2 separate regions of the Homo sapiens genome follow, and region 2 is linked to region 1. A link is a loop called in an ENCODE intact Hi-C map of the cell type or tissue named here. Cell type or tissue: psoas muscle. All regions are shown on one strand.

Region 1 (8,000 bases):
GTCAAGATACAGCCTGCAGCATGTCAATTCGAAGTAAGCCATGACAGGATATAGTTCAACTTAAAGCTAGCAACTCATAGCTAATGCCCTGGAATAAATGATTTGCCAGCAAGTTATATATGGGAGATTTGAGCTTAGACAAGTTATGAACACCTGTAAGTCCTTTATTGGTGAATTATAGTTATGGCTTAACTTGTTTTCAATAATGTATGTTACAAACAAATCTAGCACATTTTGTATCCCTAGAAAGGGCATCTCACTACCACCACCTTCTTCCACTCAGCCCCAAAGATGTATGCATACCCTCAGTTAAGAATCACTGAATAAAGGAGCAATTCACTAAATAAGGAAGGGTGGATTCTGACATGGAGGTTAAAATAATTGTATACATTTATGGGGTACAAGCACAATTTTGTTATATGCATAGACCACATAGTGGCAAAGTGAGGGTTTTTAGGGTATCCGTCACCCAAATAACATACATTGTACTCATTATTTCTCATCTACTCCCTCCCACCCCACTCTTCCACCCCACCCTTCCAAGTCTCCTTTACCCATCACTCCATTATCCACGTCCATGTGTACACATTATTTAGCTACCATTTATGAGTGAGAACATGGTAGTTCTTTTTAATAGTTAAAGACTAAACAGGTCTGTAATACTATTTGAACCTTGAGCAGTTTTGACTCCAACTTAGGCAGAGAATTTCAAATAGGTCTTTAAGTCTGATTAAGCCACCCCTGATGCAAAGGTAGGCTACAAATTGGCTCAGAGCTTCCTTGCTGCTAAGTGTAACACACTATCAGTCCATGATTCATAGTGTCCATATAAAAAAGCAAAATGGTCGGGCGTGGTAGCTCATGCCTGTAATCCCAGCACTTTAGGAGGCTGAGGTGGGTGGACTGCCTGAGCTCAGGAGTTCGAGACCAGCCTGGGCAATATGGTGAAACCCCATCTCTACTAAAAATACAAAAAATTAGCTGGGCATGGTGGCATACGCCTGTAGTCCCAGCTACTAAGCCAAGATCATGCCACTGCACTCCAGCCTGGGCGACAGAGCAAGTCTCTGTGGAAAAAAAAAAAAAAAAAAAAAAGCAAAACAACTTGCTCAGGGGAAACACAACTATTCTTGTTACCGAGACTTCAGAAAAATCCCTCTCATAGGAGAACACTCTTAAGTAAAATAACGAATTTCATGATGCTTTTCCACCTAAATACCTCTAAGGGAAAGCAGTCAAGAACACACACATGCACATACACAAAATAAGCAGCATTCCTAAGGTTTGGTTTAACCCAAAGACAGGATGTAGAAGGCCCTACCCATAGAGATTCTGATTCTCCAGCTATGGAGTGGGGGCCTAGAATCTGTATTGTAAGTATTTTAGATAATTCTTATAAATAGTAACTAGAACAGTGATCTGTGACAAGAGACACCATATCATCACAATCACTGGGAAACCCTTTCAAAATATACACGTCCCTGCACTACCTTAGAACTAATACATATCTTCTCCAGAAGCAGAACAAAAGAATATGAAATAATGTTGTTCAGGCAGTCCTGAAACACAACCTGGTTAAGTAGTCAGGCTTAGGGGAATAAAAACGTATCCTTCAAACCAATCCTTAGCTAACAAATATTCTAGGTTTCTAAGTGAATGGTCCCAATGCTTTAATAGATATTTAAATTTTCTACATTTTCTGAGTTGATGACAGCCTCCTATGAAAGTTGAAACCTAAAATGAAAGCCATATCTTTTCTCTTTCTCTCCCTTTAGCAACGAGTAAAGGCATAATCCACAGGTAGGCTCAAATATACCTTAGAAAACATTCTATCTCCAAGATAAGTAAGTGATCCCCAAAGTTTCCAAAGTTCTGTGCCAGAGAATGTGGCTGAAATAAAGTAACAGGTACACATTTAAATCTGAATGCCCACTTTGGACATTAAAAGAAAAATCACAAGCCAAGAATATCCACTTAAAGCATTAGCTTTCAAGTGGATCTACCAAGATGAACTAGTTGTAAAGTGTACTCCAATAAAATAAGCTGAGCTGTTACAAGGTTGTTATGAGCCTGTTAAATTGGAGGATGTCTGCCAATCAAAAAAGACAACCTGAAGTTTAAAGAGCTGATCTTAAGACTTCTTTTGTCAAGTAATGAGACTACATGACCACTTTTGCTTAGAACCACTTCTAATTAATGACGATAAAATTATGACATTACCATAAATGCTTATTTTTCTGTATTCTATTAATGTATATTTATCATGTAATATTTGGGGAGGAAGAGGGAATAAAGGAAAATGTTTTTAGTCACATTAGAAATCATTACAAGAGGGGCCCTGCACGGTGGCTCACGCCTGCTACCCCAGCACTTTGGGAAGCCAAGGCGGGCAGATCACTTGAGGTCAGGAGTTCCAGACCAGCCAGGCCAACATAGTGAAACTCTGTCTCTACTAAAAATACAAAAATTAGCTGGGTGTGGTGGCGCATGCCTGTAGTCCCATCTACTCGGGAGGCTGAGGCAGGAGAATCGCTTGAACCCAGGGGGCAGAGGTTGCTGTGAGCTGAGATCATTGCAGTGAGCTGAGATCACGCCACTGCACTCCAGCCTGGGTGACACAGCCAGACTCTGTCTCAAAAAAAGGCTGGGTACGGTGGCTCATGTCCATAATCCCAGCACTTTGGGAGGCCGAGGAAGGCGGATCACCTGAGGTCAGGAGTTTGAGACTGGCCCTGCCAACTTGGCGAAACCTCGTCTCTACTAAAAATACAAAAATTAGCTGTGCATGGTGATCCCAGCTACTGGAGAGGCTGATGCAGGAGAATCGCTTGATCTGGGAGGCAGAGGTTGCAGTGAGCCGAGATGATGCCACTGCGCTCTCCAGACTGGGTGACGGAGTGAGACTCTGTCTCAAAAACAAAACAAACTGGAAATCATTACAAGATCTGTTAAGAGTCCATTCCTATCCACCTTGACTATGTCTCTCAAGTATATTTTAATTTAAAATTTATCTGTTTTGAACAGTTTTAGGAAAATCAATTTAAAGTATTCTTCTCCATAACCCTCAAAAAGGGAGAACAGGTGGCAAGAATTTTCAAGGGCCTCAAAGATGAACTTACTGCCCAAGAGGCTTGTGTTTTAGAACCTCACAATTTGCACTTGCGCTTTTGTGGTATTTAGGAATTACAATATCCTAAAAAACGTAAACATTAAAAAGCATCATGATAAGGAGATATTGTTAAACAGGCATGATAATGGTATTGTGGTTGTGTTTTTAAAAAGTCCTCATTTGTTAGATACAGACAATTATTTACAAGTGAAATAAGATGTCTGGGATTCCTTTGAAATACGTACTTCAGCACACTCACAAACATGCACAAAGCGGGGTGGAGATAAAAGAAATGACTGGCCTTAAGTTGGTAACTCTTGAAGCTGGATGATGGGTATACATCATTACACCGTTCTATTTTAATGTATTTTGGAAACTTTCCATAATAAAAAGATAAAAAGCATTATCTTAAGATAGATATCACTCATTTTAAGCATGATTCTTTTGAGAGATTATCTTCAGATGCTTAATGAAAGATCTGATATAACAAAGTAAAATGTTTTTGCAAGTTTATGAAGGGTAGATATGAAAAAGTATTACAAATGAGAAAAATCAGTTAAAAGTGAACACTCACAAAACAAATATTTAGGGAATGCTAATATATATATATTCCAGCAGTGAAAACACCAAAGTGCAGCTGTAAACCTAAAACTCCAAACCAAATACAATTCAACTTCTTTCTAGCCACTGCGTATGCAAGATCATGATAGGCGCAGGTGTCTGGGGAGGCAGAGCATTTAACCATTACATTTTACAGTTAAAATCAATAGCCAGGAGAATGGGGGCAGGAACTTGGTGGCTGGGCAGACGCTCCAGGGGCAAACGCCTGGGATCGTGGCTTTGTCACTTACAGGATGGGACCTTTCCAAGCCTCAGTTCCTCCAGAGGGGATAACAGTACCTACCTTACAGGGTTGTTAGGAGATTTAATTATAAGAATGCATGCAAATAACAAGCAGCTCTTAACTGATAGGACCTGATGGTGTTACTGTTAAGGACGGAGATTTTTACAGCCTCCCGGGTGAGATAAGAACGCCAGCTGCTAGGAAAAAAAAAAAAAAGACTCAGCGCGGTCTCCGCCCGCCCGTCTCCAAGCCTGAGGCGCAGGCCTATGGGATGCACGGGCTTCTTTTAGGCGCCCGTTTCAGGCTCCAGTCCCACTCTCCGCTCAGCCTAGGGCCCAGCCTCTGGCCGTCGGAACCAGTAGAGACGGCGGTTCCTCGGGTCCAACCCCCGGGCAGGAATCTGCGGTGCGCCTGGAGAGAGAAGCATCCGCAACAACCTCCGCCTCAGCCAGGCCCGGGTTCCATCCGGGTTCTCCAGGGTGCTTCCCGCCCGCAAACTGGGAGAGGCGTCTCCCACACGCAGGCGCAGTAGCAAAGGGCTGTGGGATGGGCTGGCTGGCTTGAGTATTGAGCATGCGCGCTAGCCCTTCCCAATTTTTTTTTTAAGATTGTGTACGTGGAACAAGAAATCGTTTGTTTATTGTGTCTGCCAGAGAGGATGAACTGTACAATTTCAGGAATGGAAGGGGCTGTAAACTCCACATAGTTCTTTTTAACATGCAGAGCACTTAAACTTTTATATTGTGTCGGGCTTTGAGCTTGGAGATAAAACGCCTGATAATTGCCATGTTCCATGTGGAATAAATGAGAGAAAAAGAGAAGGAAGCTCATTGTAATTTCAGATTAGACATTTCAGCAGTGGAGGATGAGCTTCCATAGCTTGTGTACTGTTGCCTATGCAAGCTGATCCCACTTTCCGTAAGTGGGAGCATAGGGATGAATTTCCATGTCATCATCATATATCTGAAATATTTTTATTTTAAATTCTTTCAACAACATGATTTCAAAGAAATAAACCCATATTAGAGAGGTTTTAGAGAAAAATCCCAAGTAGAAACTAGGAAACGTTGTTGAAAGAAACCGGAATATAGCCCTTTCCTGTTTGGGGGTCTTTCCAGAATTCTTATAAACTTAATGAGTTTACTCATTTTTGTACAATCTTGTTAGAAGCATTCCATAAGACTAGTGTGTGTGAGGAGTGGTGGGGCGTCAACGAATGTGGGCCAGATACATCATTTTCAGGTGTTAAGGGTGAGCCTGGTAAATATTGACGGGCTGCTGAAGTTTTTTGTGGATGGAAGAAACTGCTAAAGACCAGCCTTGTTGGTCAAGAAATTAGGGCCTTCAATACTAGAGAAAGGGGTAGGCTTCAGAATCCCACAGCTAGCTTCATGTCCTGACTCCAACGGTTAGGATTTGTGCAGGTTACTTGGAGTTAATTCCATGTGCTTTTTGTAAAACTTACATATCATCCATTACCCCATGAAATTCTTTTGAGGAAGGAGATAACATTATGACAATTACAGTACATAATTCTCGCACTCAAAAGGCAGCTATTATTGAGATAATAAAATCAAAGCTCAATCTGAGTAATGTCCTAGGCATTATGTTTTTTTCTTTTTTTTTTTTTTTTTTTTTTGAGACAGGGTCTCATTCTGTTGCCCAGGCTGGAGAGCAGTGGCGCAATCTCAGCTCACTGTAACTTCTTGAACCGGGTTCAAGCAATTCTCATGCCTCAGCCTCCTGAGTAGCTGGGATTATAGGCGTGTGCCACCATGCCCAGCTAATTTTCGTATTTTTCATAGAGACAGGGCTCTGCTATGTTGGCCAGGCTGGCTAGGCATTACTTTTCCAAAATAAAACAGAAGACATGATTCTGGATATTACAGAATTCTTCCTAAATCTAAGTAAACCAGGCCTCATAGAAGAGGGAAAGAGGTCCAGAAAGGTTAGGTGACAAGATGCTGAAATTTTCTTAAACTCACAGAAGCTAATCCAGGTTCCCCTCCCTGTCCCATAAACAACTTTTCTGCCAAATATTAGAAATAATGCTACAAACCACTCACAGTTAAGTATTGTCATTTATGTATCTTTAACAAAAGATAAAATACAAAACGGACACAACATCAGCCTTTATGTTGAACCACCCTGTTTAGGTAGGAAAATGAACATTGTTTTTCATTCTTAAAGTAAATAGGAATTAAATCTATTTGCATTGCTGTTTAATTTCATACCAATCTAAAGCTCGACACTATGTATATCCAAAGTACTTGACAATTTGACTCAGTTACTCACACCACTGTTTCTGAGATGCTGACTTAATGCAGTATCCTACAGGTGGTTTTTGGTAGTTTAGAAAAGCCAGTGAGTGGGCTGTTAAAAGTTGATATACTGATGTCAGAGGTTTTGTTAGGCTGTTTTCACTGATTCTACTGTCAGTATTATCTTCACAGTGTTCTGAGAAGAGGCTTCAGGATCATGGCAATCTATTACTAATATCCCTAGAAGCTATCCTTATAATTCTTTCAATAAACCAACTTCAGGTTTTGTTTTTTTGCAAATTTTACAAACAAAGTAACAGCTGCTGGCTATAAATATTAGGATATTCTACAATTTAAAAAATCTAATATTCATGATTGTTACATAGGGGCAATCACAATGAAAACAAACGGTAATGTAAACCATATCCTCTATGATAAAGGAAAGGATTTCTACACCTAGACTTATGTCCAGAATGGTAAAAGACCTACTACTGATCAGTCAATATTGACCCAATGATGAGAAAATAGTTGTTTTCCATTCAAAGACTAACACATTTAGTCTACTCCAGAGGCCAAGGAAGAGAGAATCGCTTGAGCCCAAGACTGCAGGGCATTATGACTTTGTCTGTGAAAAGCCACTGCTCTCTAGCCTGGGCAACATAGCAAGATCCTGTCTCTAAAAAAAATAAAAATAAATGTAGTCACAGAGTTGCTAGTAATTATTTAAAAAAACAAAGCCCTGTTTTTTTCTCAAAACCAAGGTGTGCTAATACTAAATATAGGGCCACAAAAATCGAAGCAATAAAGTTTGAAGCTTAATAAATACAGAGAAAGAGACATTCTTAATAGGTAGAGAGCCAAGGCTTTTTTACATGACTCACATAAAACTGGAAATAGGCCAGGCGCGGTGGCTCACGCCTGTAATCTCAGCACTTTGGGAGGCTGAGGCGGGTGGATCACAAGGTCAGGAGATCGAGACCATCCTGGCTAACACGATGAAACCGTCTCTACTAAAAATACAAAAAATTAGCTGAGCATGGTGGCGGGCGCCTGTAGTCCCAACTACTAGGGAGGCTGAGGCAGGAGAATGGCGTGAACCTGGGAGGTGGAGCTTGCAGTGAGCCGAGATCGCGCCACCGCACTTCAGCCTGGGCGACAGAGCAAGACTCCGTCTCAAAAAAAAAAATAAATAAATAAAAAAAACTGGAAATAAAATCTTAATCCAATTTTAAATTCTATTCCCAAAAGCACACTTCATGTGCCTCTTCTTCTTTTCTTGTTTCCTCAGTATGGAAAGGAGTGAACTTACTGTGAGGCATCTGAAATATTTATTAAAGCCAGGCAGCAAGAAGAATAAACAAGGATTTTTCTATCTACAATCATCAATAAGAAGCTGAAAAGAATGTATCAGCTGCATCTATCTTGGATGGTCTTCTGACTAGTTGCTACTGTCCAAGGAAAGAGGCCATGGGGTCATCTGGCCTCTGACGTTTCATTCTATATGCCTCCATTTCCTCTTCAGTAGGTTCTCGAGTTTCATACATGCTATTGTAAGGCCGCTTCCTCTCATCAATCTGCATGGTCTCCTTGACATGAAGAAGGCGGGCCTCCTCTGCGTTCAGTGCCTATAGTGAGAGGAATAAAATGTGTATCACAGCTCTACATCAGATGTCTTTTCTTCAAAAGTGGCAGAGTACCAACACACCCCACTGAATATGAACTGCTCTATCAAAAACGCAGATTGCCTGAAAGAGCTTTGGAGTCAGCCCTTCTACTGTCAAGCTAC
Region 2 (8,000 bases), 1.1 Mb before region 1:
ATCCTGATACCCAAAGATGACCACTCTTAGTAATTTGATATATATCTTTTAGACTGTTTGTATGGATCTCCTCTAAATCTTTTATTTAATAACACATTGAACATCTTCTCAGTAAAATATTGTTTATTATGAATGATATATATATATGTGTGTGTGTGTATATATATTTTTTTATTTTTTTGGCCAGAAAGTATTCTAGTTTATGGATGCATCATCATTTAACCATGTTATTCCCTGTTGATTATAAATAATTTTTTATAAGGAATATTTTAAAAATTATGTTTGATATTTTATCACTAGTTTTCTGTTTAGTTATATTCAAGCAGATTCTTGAATTTAAAATTTCTCATGTAGGCCAGGTGCAGTGGCTCACATATGTATCCTGGCACTTTGGAAGGCTGAGGTGGGAGGATTGCTTGAGCTCAGGAGTTGGAAATCAACCTGGGCAACAGAGCAAGACCTCATCTCTAATAAAAACTAAAAATACTCGCTGGATGTGGTGGTATGCACCTAGTCCCAGCTACTTTAGGAGGCTGAGGTGGGAGGATCACTTGAGCCCGGATTAAGACTGCAGTGAGCTATGGAGTGCCACTGCACTCCAACCTGGGTGACAGAGTAAGACCCTGTCTCAAAAAAAAAGAAAGAAAAAAATGTTTTGTGTTCATTGAAAAAGAAAGATGTTCCTTTTATGTCTAATGTTGGCAAGAAATAGTTAACTTCTGATACTGGAATTTATTTCTAACCCTAAACCTAAAACATAAGTTAATGTACAGTTTTTAAAAATTTAATTAATTGGTTAATTGGCCTGTCATTTTGATGAAATGTGATTATATCTGCAAGGTAGATGACTAAAGGTGAGTATAAGTGGACATAGTTTGTTTTTCATTATTAAAAAATAACATCTAAACTTTAGAGACTAGGTGAGAAAAAAATTTTCAGTTTACTACTTAAGCCTGAATTTTCAGTATTGCTTTTTGCAAATTGAACAAAATTGATCGACTAAAATTGGATCTTAAGGATTTTAAATTGTGTTTTGAAAGACATCTTTTTGTCAGCCAACGTAATTCAGTCTGAAGCAGTTTGCAATGAAATGTTTATGTTTGCATTTCGTAATATATTACATTTAATAATAATTGGTATTAGGTACTTGTTCATGATGGTAAACTAATAATTATTTATGATCAATTTTCTTTTAGACCACAGGTCTTGTGCAGAGACTGGGGTAGAATTAATGCGGCCATATCTTCATGAATTTCTAACATCTGCCTATGAAGATTATGACATTGTTATTTGGTGTAAGCTGTATTTTTTTGTTTAGATTTCCGTGGAAATAGGTTGTTCCATATATTATTGTGCTGTATAAAATGTGACTTAAAATGACCTGTGTTTAAATATGAAATAGTTTTCATTTTTTAGCAAATTTCTAAAATGAAGCATGTATCACAATATAAACTTAAACATATATTGGCCAAATACCAGTGAGATAGTTAATTTAACTATAGGACATGAGTACATTATAGTGTAAGAATAAAAATGACTAATTTTCCCAATGACCCCACCTTGATTTGAAGTTTTTCCTTCTGATTTTTTTTTTTTTTAACTAGGCACATATCTTTAGGGTCTCGCTGTGTTGCCCAGACTGGTTTTGAACTCCTGGGCTCAAGTGATCCTCCTGCCTTGGCCTCCCAAAGTGCTGGATTACAGGCATAAGCCAATGTGCCCAGCCTTTCCTTCTGATCTTTGCTGTGAAATTCTTGATGCTTCAGAATATTTTTCTTTTCTCCTTTTTTCCTGACTCCAGTTTTAAAATACTTGGAAAAAGGTGTTTAAAACAAAATCACAGTGATATAGTTCTCTGGAAATAAAGGCAACTTGAATTACTTAAGGAAAAATTAATATGTGGACTAAAGCCAGTGACATTGAAATTGTGGTCTGCGGACCATTTCAAGAATGTACAGGTCTGTGATAAGATACTGAGTTTGTTCCAAGAAGTAAATATACTGTAATCGTAAGCACACTATTCAGTTCAATTAACGTTTTTTGGTAGCAAGATTTTCTTGGAAAATGAAGCAATGCATTGATTTACATCCCTCCTCCCCACAAATATTTAAAGTTGCCTCTTGGCAATGTCATAAGCAGAGAAGAGTTATCCTGACTGAATTAAATGAAGTCCCATCAAGTAAAGGTGCTACATTTCATTGTACTAGGTCTTTGAGAGAAATTATGTTAGTTGTTGCAGTCTGTAAATTCATTTTGTATTTTTCCTTATAATCAGAGTACTTCCGTTGTTTGTGATATGTGAGTTCCATGTGAGTTCACAGCTGTTAAGATTAAAATTATTGTCAAAATATATAATTTTCTGGTTTAGTAAGATAAGGTGAAGAAAGCTTGCTGGTTTGTTTAGCAACTTTGACATCTAAGATGATATTTGAGAAAAAAGTTTATCCTTTAAATGTTATTAAACTAGACTTATAAAATTTGAGAACCTTTTACAATAGTATATTTAAATTATTTTTATAAACTGTGATATTTTGTGGTAGTTCATTGAAAAGAGTACTTCACTTTGGAGCTAAATAGACTAGGATTTTAATTCTGGCTCTGTTCTTACTGTGTGACACTGGACAGGTCACTTAATCTTTCTGAGCCTTAGTTCCCTCACTTGAGAAATGAAGATATCTAAATACATATTACAGGTTAGTTGTAAGAATAGAAGTATCAATATAGCAACTAGTACTATGTCTGACATATAGTTACTTAATAATTAGAAACTTTTTATTAGCTGTGGGTCTTTTTGTTTTTCGTCTGATAATTACAGATACAAAGTAAGTACCGGATTAAAATTTTTTTCTATCTTATGATTATTTTCATTGGAGATACAATAGTCTTTAAAATTTTAGCTCAACTGACCAGTTTTGTACGTGTAAGGTGATTCTTCTGTTTTTTTGTATGTGTGCATGCTGAAGATTTTTTATTTTGAGAACTCAGGTTCCTCTTTTGCTTTTAAAAATCACACACACACACACACACACACACACACACACACTTCAAATAATTAAATTGCTTTTTCTCTTTTTAAACATTTTACTTGGTTATACCTGTATAGTTTAGTCCAGTAAACCAGGAGAGCACATAAAGATGAGGATTTAATTTTAGTATTAATGATCTCAAAGCTGGTTAATGTCTGACAATGAGCAGATACATGATGCAGGTATACTTCATGAATTTGTCTCATTTCTTGTTAGAAGCTGCTAGACTCAGTGAGCTTTAATTTGCTGAGACTGACAAAATGCAGATTTTCACTGAACCTGACTAGCTGGTTTTCAACATAAACTTTTGACACATAACAATATGCTTATATTGACACTATGTATACCTGTGCATTGCCTAGAAGTAGGAACATGGAAAAAAGTGATCCAGGCACCCAAGTTTAAGTTTGGAATTGATAGAGTGTCAGGGCTGATTTAAAAAGAGAGTTTAGGTCTTGATTTATAAATTTCCTAGGTTCAGAGTTCTTTTGAGCATGGATTACCTGTATCTTACAGATAAAAGTTGTTTAAAATTTATTCTGTCTTGAAGACACACTGCAGTAAGTTTACTTTTATCAATATTTAAAAGAAAATTACCATAAGTATGCTAGGGACTGTTAATTCTGATGCATTTAAACTTTTAGTTTTGCTTAGAAAACTTACTTATACAGATTTTTTTTAAAGAAATTCAAGCTTTTCATATGTATTGTATTATCATTCCTCGTGTTTTAGCTGCAACAAATATGAAGTGGATTGAAGCTAAAATGAAAGTAAGTGTTAGAAAGCAATCCATTTAAAAATATTTTCAAACTGCATTTGTCTTGTTAAAAGTTCTAGAACTGAATTAATTTTATTCTTACTGGAGGGCACTTAGTAGATAGATAAATGCCATTATTGGGAGTAGAGGTGTTTTTAAAGTGTGTTTAATAAGTGGATTGTACTGAATCCCTAAGTCTTTTTTAAGAAAAAGTATAACTAAGCTTGTCCCCTCCCCCACATTCTTCCTCATTTTACAATAATACTTTATTTTCCTTCTTTTGCTCTAGTGTGCAATACTTAAAGAGTCAGTATTCTCCTAAAATGGTAAATTAGGAAGTAATCTATTTCTATTTTCCTTGGTTTACCATTTATTGACTTGGCTAAGTGAAACTAAAATACTTCCTAGTTGTTTAGCAAGATGTAGTGGCCAGTGGTGTAGAAAGTTGGCATTATGAGAAATTGCAGCTAGAATATTCAGAAAATCTGAAATTTTCCACACTACTATGTTTTAACCTCACAAATATTTGTGTTTATAGGAGCTGGGAGTGAGCACAAATGCAAATTATAAGATTACTTTCATGTTGGATAGTGCTGCTATGATAACAGTACATACTCCAAGGAGAGGATTAATAGACGTAAGAAGTCATTTTATTTCTATTTAATGACACCATGGTTATTTTCCAGTGTACTTTTTATGTTTATACCTATGGAGTAAATAGTGTAGAGATTCATCTGAGTGAATAATAAAGTGGTTGAGTTTTGACATAGGAAAATGTATTTAAGGTTAAAAGATTTTTTTTTTTTTTTTTTTTTTTTTTTGAGATGGAGTCTCATTGTGCCGCCCAGGCTGGAGTGCAGTGGTGCAATCTCGCTCACGCAAGCTCCGCCTCCCAGGTTCACGCCATTCTCCTGCCTCAGCCTCCTGAGTAGCTGGGACTACAGGCACCCGCCACCACGCCCGGCTAATTTTTTCGTATTTTCAGTAGAGACGGAGTTTCACTGTTGTTAGCCAGGATGGTCTCGATCTCCTGACCTCGTGATCCGCCTGCCTCGGCCTCCCAAAGTGCTGGGATTATGGGCGTGAGCCACTGTGCCCAGCCAAGGTTAAAAGATTTGAATTTTAATGATAAAATTAGGGATCTTGAAGTAGGACTGTCAAGAAAGGAACTTGTGATTGTGGGTAATTGACCTGTGTTGATGACAGCACAATGTTACTGGGCAGAGTAGGTGAGAAAAATACTGAATATTATCAAGGAAGATACTAGAAACAAGCGAAAACACTCACCCTGCCCTGTTTGAAACTGGTAATAAAAGCAGATGCATCATGATGCATGTACTTTGGGATGATGCTGAAGAATAGCAACAAGAACAATCAGAGAAAAGGGTTTGGCTAACCAGTTATTTTACTCATCAAGTAACTACTCATACTATTAAGTATCTACTGTCTGGAAGGCCCTGTGATAGGCACTGTTGGGAATAAAGAGATGAGTGAGACACAGTCCATATCATTTGAAAGCACCCAAACTGTTAGCTGGGCTGGATAATGCATGCCTGTAATCCCAGCTACTCAGGAGGCTGAGGCAGGAGAATTGCTCAAACCCAGGGGGCGGTGGTTGCAGTGAGCTAAGATTGAGCCACTGCACTCCAGCCTGGGTGACAGAGCAAGATTCTGTCTCAACAAAATAAAGTAAAATAAAAGCACCCAAACTAATAGGAATTGAGGAGAACTTAGGATACGAGGAAACCTTAGGGGAGACAGTATTAAAATTATCAAAACCATAAATAGAATGATTTAAGGGCATGGGGACTTGTTCTATAAAGGAAATACTGCATGTATCGAGAAAAAGATAACTTACTATATACTAAAGTAAAATAATACATTTACAAAATCTTAACATTAAAAATTACTTAGGGAAATGTTAAACATGTTTTATAACAGTGAAAAATTAAAGGAATAAAAATAATCCTCAATATCCAGCAATAGGGCATTGGATATATAAATTACTGCTACCCATATAAGGGACTGTAGCTCGTCATTTGATGTAGTAGGATATGTAATGATTTAGAAATTTTCATGACACATTTAAGTGAAAGAAGTATTTTAGAGAACACTGTTGTAAGCCGTTAGAAAATAGTTCTTAACCTTTGTTTGGTTCAGGATTACCCTTAATTTAACAAAGAACCTGTCAACTCTCTGAGGCTGCTCTTGTTTATAAAAATGCCTGGAGTCAATGTATCAGAATATTGAGTTGTTGCCCTTGGTACTGACTAGATTATTGATTTAAAATTTTCCTTTATGCTTTTCAGTATTTTCATGTTTTTTTTCTGTAGTTAGCAATATTACTTTTCTAATTGAGAGCAAAGTAGTTTGTGTTTTGGGGAACATAGGTGCTTGACCTAATTAACAAATGACAGCACTTTTTAAGAGGATGTAGGATTTTTATTCTGGATGTCATAAAAAATGACCTCTGTTGTCATATTTCTTGAGGCTTTTGTTAGCTAAAAATCCACAAAATATGGCTTATTGTATTAATTCTTATATATTTGTCTTCATTTCGTGGGGGGAGTAGGGGGCGGTTTCTATTTCGGTAGTAAACAAGATCAGTAGCAAAAAAAAATCAGGAAAGTAAAATTTTAGTAAATTAAAATATTTCATTAACATTTTTTGTAATAGGCAAGACAATAGGAAGGAAAAAGCTTTCTCCAAATTAAATTATAGGAGGAAAAAAATTTTTAAGTTACAACTTTTATCACTATTTATTTCTTACCACTTAATCTCATATATTTATTATTACATTCTGTTCTCATAATACCGTAAGACTTCTGTCTTCAGCAAAAGTAATTTTCTAGAAATTTAAAAAATTTTCTGAATGTGTAATACATTTGCATGACTAAAAAAATAGTAAAGTACATAATGAAAAGTCATCTTTCACCTGGTACCTAGCCACAATCAGTGTTATTTCCTGTGTGGTCTTACAGAGACTTTACACAAATACCAACAGGTAAGACTATATAAGAAATTATTTATTTGAAGCTTCAGTTTAAGAATTCAGAAATAAGAGTAAGAATTTGTAAAATATGGTGCTTCCGAAGTTAAGCAATCAAATTCCCTAGAAATTATGCACCTGTGCCACTGAGTTAAAGACAAAACGAGTTTTTCCTCTATAAAATATTCAAATTATTAATTGAAAAAGCCAAATACAGTTTTTTTTTGACTAGGGTGTTCTAGTTTTGAAAGCAGACTCCATGTGACTCCCAAGCTCTGAGAAGGAATGTGTTAACCAAGGAAGTCATGTGACTGCATAGCAGACATCTAAACAATTACTTTGGATTTTTAAAAAATTAAATAATTTATTTATTTTACCCAAAATCTTCACGTTAAAATTATGGAAAGTTTTATAATGGGTTTAGTTCAGTTGGACATGAACAAACCTTTCAGAAGTTTTAATATTGCAAAATGCATTGTGCTTTAAAGTGGGTTGCATTTAATGATTAGCTCACACCTGTCTTACAGGGGGAAAGGAACACTTTGGCATTGTTCTGCAGGGCAGTTTGCAGTATTCCTGCTTTTAAGACAGGATGAAATATTGATAAAATTTGAGTTAAATGTAAACTTTTATTCTAAGGTAAAGCCTCTTGGTGTTATATGGGGAAAGTTTTCGGAGTTTTACAGCAAGAAAAACACCATTATGTTTGATGACATAGGGAGAAATTTTCTAATGAACCCACAGAATGGACTAAAGGTAAGACATACTTTTACTTGTTATGTGCTCATGTAATCTGGGCTGTGTGGTAGAACTTTTGTAGTAAGCACTGTTGAATTTCATATATTTTTGGAAGTACTGTATTCTTATGTCATAGGCGAGAAAAGTTTAAGAATAATTCATATAGAAATTGAACTTTGTCTTTTTTGCATTGATGTCTCCATAGTTAGCTAGTTCATCCAAGTATTTGTTTGTTTATTTATTTATTTATTTTTGAGACGGGATCTCACTCTGTCGCCCAGGCTAGAGTGTGGTGGTGCGATCTCGGCTCGCTGCAATCTCCACCTCCTGGGTTCAAGTGATTCTCCTGCCTCAGCCTCCTGAGTAGCTAGGATTACAGGCACGCACCACCACACCCAGCTAATTTTTGTATTTTTAGTAGAGACAGGGTTTCACCATGTTGACCAGGCTGATCTCAGGCTCCTGTCCTCGTGATCTGCCCACCTCGACC

What was found. Hi-C counts contacts between places; a loop is a spot of excess contacts. Peaks named below come from ENCODE experiments on the same cell type or tissue, not always from the same donor. Only the 100,000 strongest peaks of a DNase experiment are listed, where the experiment ranks them.
Region 2: a loop joins it to region 1, with 5 times the contacts of the local background. A loop is called at or near these places in 9 of 110 quality-filtered maps.

The regions. Positions count from the first base shown.
Region 1 is chr5:160,395,626-160,403,625 of GRCh38, forward strand. It overlaps FAM200C (family with sequence similarity 200 member C), which reads right to left and starts at 4,429. Exons shown (of 2, transcript NM_022090.5): 1 at 4,014-4,429. SLU7 (spliceosome associated SLU7) reads right to left here. Exons shown (of 16, transcript NM_006425.5): 16 at 6,016-7,839. The coding sequence ends at 7,660. RefSeq lists enhancers at 2,571-3,070, 3,390-4,075, 3,969-4,118. In psoas muscle, no CTCF peak of the experiment used is centred here; a DNase peak (open chromatin) is centred at 4,456; H3K4me3 peaks cover 2,138 bases; H3K27ac peaks cover 1,412 bases.
Region 2 is chr5:159,270,827-159,278,826 of GRCh38, forward strand. It overlaps UBLCP1 (ubiquitin like domain containing CTD phosphatase 1), which reads left to right. Exons shown (of 11, transcript NM_145049.5): 6 at 1,197-1,295; 7 at 3,759-3,796; 8 at 4,322-4,420; 9 at 7,412-7,528. Among named protein-coding and RNA genes, the nearest start is that of UBLCP1, 12 kb to the left of the region's middle. In psoas muscle, no CTCF peak of the experiment used is centred here; no DNase peak of the experiment used is centred here.